Regions from separate parts of the Homo sapiens genome. Here region 1 is linked to region 2. A link is an interaction called in ENCODE POLR2A ChIA-PET data of the cell type or tissue named here. Cell type or tissue: Panc1. All regions are shown on one strand. Each heading gives the region's core, and the rest is flanking DNA. Links, peaks and the distances in the headings are about the cores only.

What was found. Peaks named below come from ENCODE experiments on the same cell type or tissue, not always from the same donor. Only the 100,000 strongest peaks of a DNase experiment are listed, where the experiment ranks them.
Region 1: POLR2A ChIA-PET joins it to region 2 with 7 read pairs; 2 of 35 experiments call an interaction of 5 or more read pairs at or near these places.

The regions. Positions count from the first base shown.
Region 1 is chr14:105,256,799-105,261,180 of GRCh38, reverse strand. The region is part of intron 3 of BRF1 (BRF1 general transcription factor IIIB subunit); the gene reads left to right. Among named protein-coding and RNA genes, the nearest start is that of BTBD6, 10 kb to the right of the region's middle. In Panc1, for the core only: no CTCF peak of the experiment used is centred there; a DNase peak (open chromatin) is centred at 2,230.
Region 2 is chr14:105,051,014-105,055,343 of GRCh38, reverse strand. GPR132 (G protein-coupled receptor 132) reads left to right here. Exons shown (of 4, transcript NM_013345.4): 4 at 3,242-4,330. All of the region lies in intron 1 of LOC124903398 (a long non-coding RNA gene), which reads right to left. Among named protein-coding and RNA genes, the nearest start is that of GPR132, 12 kb to the left of the region's middle. In Panc1, for the core only: no CTCF peak of the experiment used is centred there; no DNase peak of the experiment used is centred there.

The DNA.
Region 1 (4,382 bases), core at 119-4,118, 210 kb before region 2:
CGGCACAGCGTGGCAGGGGCCAGAAGGGAGGCAGAAAGAGGCCCCAGCTGGCAGAATCCAGGCTTTCGCACCCTGGGGGCCGCAGACAGGGCCTCTTCTCTGCAGACTTTTTTCTGATTCCCAGATGGTCAGAAGCAGCTGCTCAGCAAAAGGGAGGGGCTGCTGGGAGGACACAGGTACCAGCCATGCTGGACACAGGAGAACCTCCAGAGCCCTGGGAGCTCATTAGCTGGGGGACCTGTAGGCTGGGCCCCAAAGGCATTAGTAGGCCCTCCCGGGATTGGCCAGAGGGAATGTGATATCCTCACAAGGGAAGCACATAATTGAGCTTCCATCGTCTGGAAACTTCCCTGAAAGCGCCTGATAGAGCCAGGTGAATGCGGATCAAGTGCCAGGTGATTTTCATTTCAAGGAAAGCAGTAATTCTAACTTCGTTAAATGTTTAATTTGAAGCTCCTTTTAAAAATGTACACACTTATCCCATTGTTTTATTAAGAAAATTTTCTGTGGAGCTTGGTGGCTTATGTCTGTAATCCCAGCACTTTGGGAGGCTGAGGTGAGCAGATCACCTGAGGTCAGGAGTTTGAGACCAGCTCGGCCAACATGGTGAAACCCCATCTCTACTAAAAATACAAAAAAAAATTAGCCAGGCATGGTGGTGCATGCCTGTAGTCCAAGCTACTTGGGAGGCTGAGGCAGGAGAATCGCTTGAACCTGGTAGGCAGAGGTTGTAGTGATCCAAGATTGTACCATTGCACTCCAGCCTGGGCGACAGGGCAAGACTTCATCTCGGGAAAAAAAAAAAATTCGAACACCTGCAAAGTTGAAGTGAATTGTGGAGTCCCCTCGCTCACACCTGTGGTCCGCTCCCCAAAGCTATGCTGCCCTCACCATCTTATTTTTTGGCACATTTCAAGGCAAGTTGCAGACGTCTGTGTACTGCACACAGTCCTTCAGCAGGCAGACCATCAGCTCAATGGGGGTGAGCATCGTTCCTGGGTCTTTTTCTCCTCTGAAGGTAAAGTTGGCTTAAAGTGAGATGCACAGGCCCTAATTGCTCCATCTGGAGAGTTCTGACAAACGGTCACCCGTCAGCCCAGAGCAGGGCTCTGTGGACAGACCTCATGCCCCTTCCAACAGTCCCAGCCCCGCAAAAGGCAACCGCTGTTTCCATTTCCTTCCACTACAGACCAGTTGTGCCTGTTCTAGAATGCCCTATAAATGGAATCATATGATCTGTGCCCTGTCACTTCACATGCTTTTTTTTTTGGTGACAGAATGTAGCTCTGTCGCCCAGGCTGAGTGCAGTATGGTTCCATCTCAGCTTACTGCAACCTCTGTCTCCTGGGTTCAAGCGATTCTAATGCCTTAGCCTCTCAAGTAGTTGGGACTACAGGGGCACGCCACCATGTCCAGCTCATCTTTTGTATTTTTAGTAGAGACAGGGTTTTGCTGTGTAGGCCAGGCTGGTCTCAAACTCCTGGCCTCAAGTGACTGCCCGCCTTGGCCTCCCAAGGTGCTGGGATTACAGGCGTGAGCCCCGTGTCCGGTGGACATGGTTTTGAGAGGCGCCCATGGTGTTTTGTATGGTGAGTGGTATTGCTGTGTGAATACCAGCCAGAGTATTCTTGTATTAATGGACACCTGGACTGCTCCCCGTTTTTGGCTGTTCTGAATGAAGCTGCTATGAACATTTTTCTACAAGTTTTTTTGTGGACATATTTCTTTTTATTTTTAGAGACAGAGTCTCACTCTGTGGCCCCAGCTCAGTGCAGTGGTGCAATCACAGCTCACTGCAACCTCGACCTCTTGGGTGCAAGCAATCCTCCTGCCTTAGCCTTCTGAGTAGCTGGGACAATAAGTGTTTGTCACCATACCCGGCTAATTTTTGGATTTTTTTGTAGAAACAGGGTCTCACTGTGTTGCCCAGGCCGGTCTTGAACTCCTGGGCTCTGGTGATCTGCTGGCCTCAGCCTCCTAAAGTGCTGGGATTATGGGTGTGAGCCACTGCACCTGGCTGACATCTGTTTTTATTTCTCTTGGGTAAATACCTAGGAGTGGAATAGGTGGGTCAGAGGTGTGTGTTTAGCTTTGTAAGAAACTTCCAGGCCTTTTCCCAAGGTGGTTGTACCACTTCACGCTTCCATCAGCAGCATGGGTGAGCTGTGCTTGCCCCACATCCTCGCCGGCATTCAGTGACGTCGCGGGCTCGTGGCATTGTCACAGTTTTGTTTGCATTTCTGATGATTAATGCAGTTGAGTTCTTTTTCATGTGCTTGTTGGCTATTTTTTTTTGTCTTCATGAAGCTTCTGTTGAATTGTTTTGCCTTTTTTTATTTTGGCCTTTATTCTTTTTCTTATTTAAATAGAGTTCTTTTTTTTGAGACTGAGTCTCGCTCTGTTGCCCAGGCTGGAGTGCAGTGGTGCGATATTTGCTTACTGCAACTTCTGCTTCCTGGGTTCAAGCAATTCTCCCACCTCAGCCTCCCAAGTAGCTGGGATTACAGGTGCCCGCCACCACCCCCTGGGTAATTTTTGTATTTTTAGTAGAGACGGGGTTTCACCATGTTGGCCAGGCTGGTCTCAAACTCCTGACCTCAGGTGATCCTCCCACCTCGGCCTCCCAAAGTGTTGGGATTACAGGCGTGAGCCACTGCGCCTGGCCTTAGAGTTCATTTCTTTTTTTTTTTTTGAGACGGAGTCTCGCTCTGTCGCCCAGGCTGGAGTGCGGTGGCGCCATCTCGGCTCACTGCAAGCTCCGCCTTCTGGGTTCACGCCATTCTCCTGCCTCAGCCTCCCAAGTAGCTGGGACTACAGGTGCCCGCCAACACGCCCGGCTAATTTTTTTGTATTTTTAGTAGAGACGGGGTTTCACCATGTTAGCCAGGATGGTCTCGATCTCCTGACCTTGTGATCCACCCACCTCGGCCTCCCGAAGTGCTGGGATTACAGGCGTGAGTCACCGCGTCCAGCCCAGTAGAGTTTATTTCTTAGAGCAGTCTTAGTTTACAGAAAAATTGTGTAGAAAGTACAGAGTTCCCATACACCCCCTTCAATCCCCAATTTCCCTATGTTATTAACATCTTGTGTTAGCTGGTCCATTTGTTATGGTTGATGAGCCCGTCTTGCCAAGTTGTTGATAAGAAAAGTCCACAGTTCACATTGAGGTTCACTCTTGGGGCTGTGCCTTCTATGGGTTTTCACAAATATGCAATATGTGAACCCACCAGTGCGGAGTGGTGCAGAGCTGCAGCGTCCTGGAACCCTCCTCTCGGCCCACCCACCCTGCCTTTCCCCAGCCCTTGGTGGCCACTGACCTAATGCTGTCTCCATAGTTTTGCCTTTTCCGGAAGGTGTATGCTTGGAGTCACACAGGGTGTAGCCTTCTGGCCTCGTTCACTTTTCCCGTTGGTGTGTGTTGGCTGTCACGGGCGTTTCCCCAGGTAGTTCTTACTGCTTTCCTTTGGTTTCCTTTGATGTCACTGGCCCCACCCCTGCCGCCGGTCTTCTCATAGTGCCTCTTGTGAGGCTGTTGGCTGTGCTGCAGTCGGTCCTGCCCGTTGTCTCGGCCCTCTGGGACTGCCTGCCTTCAGATGCACCTTTGTTCACGGGCCTCACCGCTCACGTCCCAGCCGTCCTGGGGGTTCTGCTCTGTGTCGGAATGCCCCTGTACCCAGCCCTGGCACCTTCTTAGGGTGGGAGGCCTTGCTGTTCTGCATGGAGTTGCAAGAGAGGTCAGGGGCCTCCAGCCCAGGGCGTGGATGAGTGGGCTGGCGTCCTAACCATCTGATTGCTTGCGAGGTTCTTGCGTGGTGGGGCTTTGCTGCTCTGGTCCCGGGGATCTTCCTTTGGACCCCTGCTCTGGACTCCTGATCCAGCTCCAGGAGGTGTCCTTAGTGACTTCTCGAAGCTACAGTGGGCCCATGGGAGATGTGCACTTCAGCTGTCTGGCAGAGTGTATTAACCAGTGACTTGTGTTTGATAACTTATGTATCCATGTGAGTTTTGAATCACTTAGGACACATTCTTGGTCCTGTTTGTTCATCTGAGCGAAGACAGGTCCTGTGCGGGGTCCCCACACCTGTCTCTCGAGCGCAGCCCCCAGTGGCGCCTGCAGGCTCACCACTCACCAAGGGGGCCCCAGGTCTAGTTTTCTGTCTCTCGGGAGGACTGCCTGCCTGACGCCTGATAGGTGCTCAGCAAGTGCCCTTGGGATGGAGCATGAGTGCCACTGTCTCTTCTGTGCTGTGTGTGGGCAGCAGATCCACCATATGGTGGGCACCTGACTGGGCAGGCGGGTGTGTGGGGGTGCACGCTTTCTCCAGGATCAGATGGAAGCCCCCACCGTTTCTGGTTCCCCCGACCCGGCTCCAGGTTCCTTG
Region 2 (4,330 bases), core at 331-4,330:
TTCAATTTTTTTTTCTTGCGATTGAGTCTCACTCTATCGCCCAGGCTGGAGTGCAGTGGCACAATCTCGGCTCACTGCAGCTTCTGCCTCCCAGGTTCAAGGGATTCTCCTGCATCAGCCTCCCAAGTAGCTGGGATTACAGGTGCCCACCACGCCTGGCTAATATTTGTATTTTTAATAGAGATGGGATTTCACCATGTTGGTCAGGCTGGTCTGGAACTCCAGACCTCGGGTGATCCACCTGCCTTGTCCTTCCAAAGCGTTGGGATTGAAGGAATGAACGGCCCATGGGGCCGAATTTTTTTTTTTTTTTTTTTTTTGAGATGGAGTCTTGCTCTGTTGCCCTGGCTGGAGTGCAGTGGCGCAATCTCTGCCTTCCGGGTTCACACCATTCTCCTGCCTCAGCCTCCCAAGTAGCTGGGACTGCAGGCACCTGCCACCACGCCTGTCTAATTTTTGTATTTTTAGTAGAGACGAGTTTTCACCAGGTTAGCCAGGCTGGTCTCGAACGCCTGACCTCTAGTGATCTCCCCACCCTGGCCTCCCAAAGTGCTGGGATTACAGGCGTGAGCCACTGCGCCCAGCTGAATTTTTTAAATGCACAAAAACAAGTGGCCTGGCATGGTGGCTCACACCTGTAATCCCAGCACTTTGGGAGGCCAAGGTGGGCAGATCACCCAAGGTCAGGAGTTCAAGACCAGCCTGGCCAACCTGGTGAAACCTTGTCTCTACTAAAACTACAAAAATTAGATGGGCGTGGTGGCGAGTGCCTGTAGTCCCAGCTACTCGGGAGGCTGAGGCAGGAGAATCACTTGAACTTGGGAGGCAGAGGTTGCAGTAGCAGAGATCACGCCACTGCACTCCAGCCTGGGCATCAACACAGTTTTTTGAGACTACGTCTCAAAAAAAAAAAAAAGAAAAAAAAAGAGCGACACAATGGGGCCGCAGGGCTGACCCCGTTCGGGGTGACTTGCCCCATCGTGCTGGAGGTCAACAGGCCCTCAAGTACAGGAGGGAGGTCAAGGAAACTACGACATTTGCATGTGGAAGGTTCCTGAGGCCAGCGGGCTGGACAGTGCCCAGGGACCCCTGACCTCGCGCCAGGGCACAGCTGAAGTTTGCCCCGCCCGGGGCTGCTGTGGCCCAATAAGTTTGGCAACGCTCTGTCCGTCCGTCAGGTGCTGAGGCCAGGTCTGTCTGCGGCTTCCTGCTGACCTGGAGGTGGGACTCCATGATCTGTAACCACAGAAGGCCCAGAAGCATGAACTCAGCCAGAGTGGGCAGCCAGGACACTGGAGCTGGTGGCGCTGGCAGAGCTTGGGGAAGTCACACCACTGCACACCCTGCGTGACCTCTAGCAACCCCCTGGCTGGAAAGGATGAGTTTCTGACCTCGGAGAGCTGTGTTTGAGGCAGGTTGCTGAGATCACTTTGATCTCCTTTTCTTTTGCCCTCTCCCACATTTAAGGACTTTTGTGATTCCATTGGGCCCACCAGATAGTCCAGAATAATCTCTTTATTTTACTGTCAGCTAGTTAGCAACCTTCATTCAACTTGCAACCTTAGTTCCCCTTTCCCGTGTAACCTGCCATATCTACATGTCCCAAGGATTAGGATTCAGACATCTTTTGGGTGGGGTCATTAGTCTCCTGCCACCGAGAGGAGGGGTATCACATGACATAGTAATAAGAGGATCAATTCACCAAGAAGACAGAACCATCTGTGACTCCTATGCCCCAATTCACAGTAGCTTCAAATACGTAAAGCAAGCACTGGGAGAATACAAGGAGAGGTGGACAAATCCACCACTCCCACAGGAGCTTATAATTATCTTTTTTAGTAATTGATAGTTCACACAGGCAAATATGTGGTAAGACTACAGATTAGCCGGGCGCAGTGGCTCACGCCTGTAATCCCAGCACTTTGGGAGGCCAAGGAGGGCAGATCACCTGAGGTCGGGAGTTCAAGATAAGCCTGACCAACATGGAGAAACCCCATCTCTACTAAAAATACAAAATTAGCTGGGTGTGGTGACGCATGCCTGTAATGCCAGCTACTCAGGAGGCTGAGGCAGGAGAATCCCTTGAATCCGGGAGGCAGAGGTTGCAGTGAGCTGAGATCGTGCCACTGCACTCCAGCCTGGGCAACAGAGCAGAGGGAGAGACTCCATCTCCAAAAAAAAAAAAAAAAAAAAAAAGACTACAGGTTAGGAATTAGGATGAGGCAGTGCCCAGCTATGGGGCCAGGTGGGAAGTGGAGGCAAAGTGGGTCAGCGCTGGAAGGGCATAGTAGCAGCGCCTAACAGACTGCTTAGAAAAGCACTCACACAGCAATTACAGGATCAACATTCTTTTCAAACACACAAGCAACTTTTTTTTTTTTTTTGAGAAGGAGTCTCACTCTTGTTGCCCAGGCTGGAGTACAGCGGCACGATCTCAGCTCACTGCAACCTCCGCCTCCTGGGTTCAAGTGATTCTCCTGCCTCAGCCTCCAGAGTAGCTGGGATTACAGGTGCGAGCCAGCACGCCCAACTATTTGTTTTAAATTTTTAGTAGAGACAGGGTTTCTCCATGTTGGCCAGGCTGGTCTCAAACGCCTGACCTCAAGTGATCTGCCTGCCTCAGCCTCCCAAAATGCTGGGATTACAGGTGTGAGCCACCATGCCGGGCCAGAAGCAACATTTTTGAAAACCTCAGTGAGTTACAAAGACTCAGCATTGCCCAGACACAATGGCTCACGCCTGTAATCCCAGCACTTTGGGAAGCTGATGCAGGCGGATCACCTGAGATCAGGAATTCGAGACCAGCCTGGCCAACATGGTGAAACCCCGTCTCTACTAAAATACAAAAATTAGCCAGGCATGGTGGCACGTGCCTGTAATCCTGGCTACTTGGGAGGCTGAGGCAGGAGAATTGCCTGAACCCAGGAGGCAGAGGTTGCAGTGAGCCGAGGTTGTGCCACTGCACTCCAACCTGGGCCACAAGAGCAAAACTCCATTTCAAAAAAAAGAAAAAAGAAAAATGATTCAGTATTGCCCAGCCTGCATTCTTTGTCCATGACGCTGCTAGGTTGGAGATCCACTATCTAATAATTGCTCTAAAAAATCAATTTGGAAATGTTTTAAACACCTGCGTGTGTCTAGTCTGAGCTACCACAAAGCTTCTATCCTTTCTTCCCACAGTAGAGTCTCTCCCAGGTGGTTTCCAGGGACTCCCGTCCTCACTCTTGTCTCTGTCCCACAGGAAACGCCACCCCAGTGACCACCACTGCCCCGTGGGCCTCCCTGGGCCTCTCCGCCAAGACCTGCAACAACGTGTCCTTCGAAGAGAGCAGGATAGTCCTGGTCGTGGTGTACAGCGCGGTGTGCACGCTGGGGGTGCCGGCCAACTGCCTGACTGCGTGGCTGGCGCTGCTGCAGGTACTGCAGGGCAACGTGCTGGCCGTCTACCTGCTCTGCCTGGCACTCTGCGAGCTGCTGTACACAGGCACGCTGCCACTCTGGGTCATCTATATCCGCAACCAGCACCGCTGGACCCTAGGCCTGCTGGCCTGCAAGGTGACCGCCTACATCTTCTTCTGCAACATCTACGTCAGCATCCTCTTCCTGTGCTGCATCTCCTGCGACCGCTTCGTGGCCGTGGTGTACGCGCTGGAGAGTCGGGGCCGCCGCCGCCGGAGGACCGCCATCCTCATCTCCGCCTGCATCTTCATCCTCGTCGGGATCGTTCACTACCCGGTGTTCCAGACGGAAGACAAGGAGACCTGCTTTGACATGCTGCAGATGGACAGCAGGATTGCCGGGTACTACTACGCCAGGTTCACCGTTGGCTTTGCCATCCCTCTCTCCATCATCGCCTTCACCAACCACCGGATTTTCAGGAGCATCAAGCAGAGCATGGGCTTAAGCGCTGCCCAGAAGGCCAAGGTGAAGCACTCGGCCATCGCGGTGGTTGTCATCTTCCTAGTCTGCTTCGCCCCGTACCACCTGGTTCTCCTCGTCAAAGCCGCTGCCTTTTCCTACTACAGAGGAGACAGGAACGCCATGTGCGGCTTGGAGGAAAGGCTGTACACAGCCTCTGTGGTGTTTCTGTGCCTGTCCACGGTGAACGGCGTGGCTGACCCCATTATCTACGTGCTGGCCACGGACCATTCCCGCCAAGAAGTGTCCAGAATCCATAAGGGGTGGAAAGAGTGGTCCATGAAGACAGACGTCACCAGGCTCACCCACAGCAGGGACACCGAGGAGCTGCAGTCGCCCGTGGCCCTTGCAGACCACTACACCTTCTCCAGGCCCGTGCACCCACCAGGGTCACCATGCCCTGCAAAGAGGC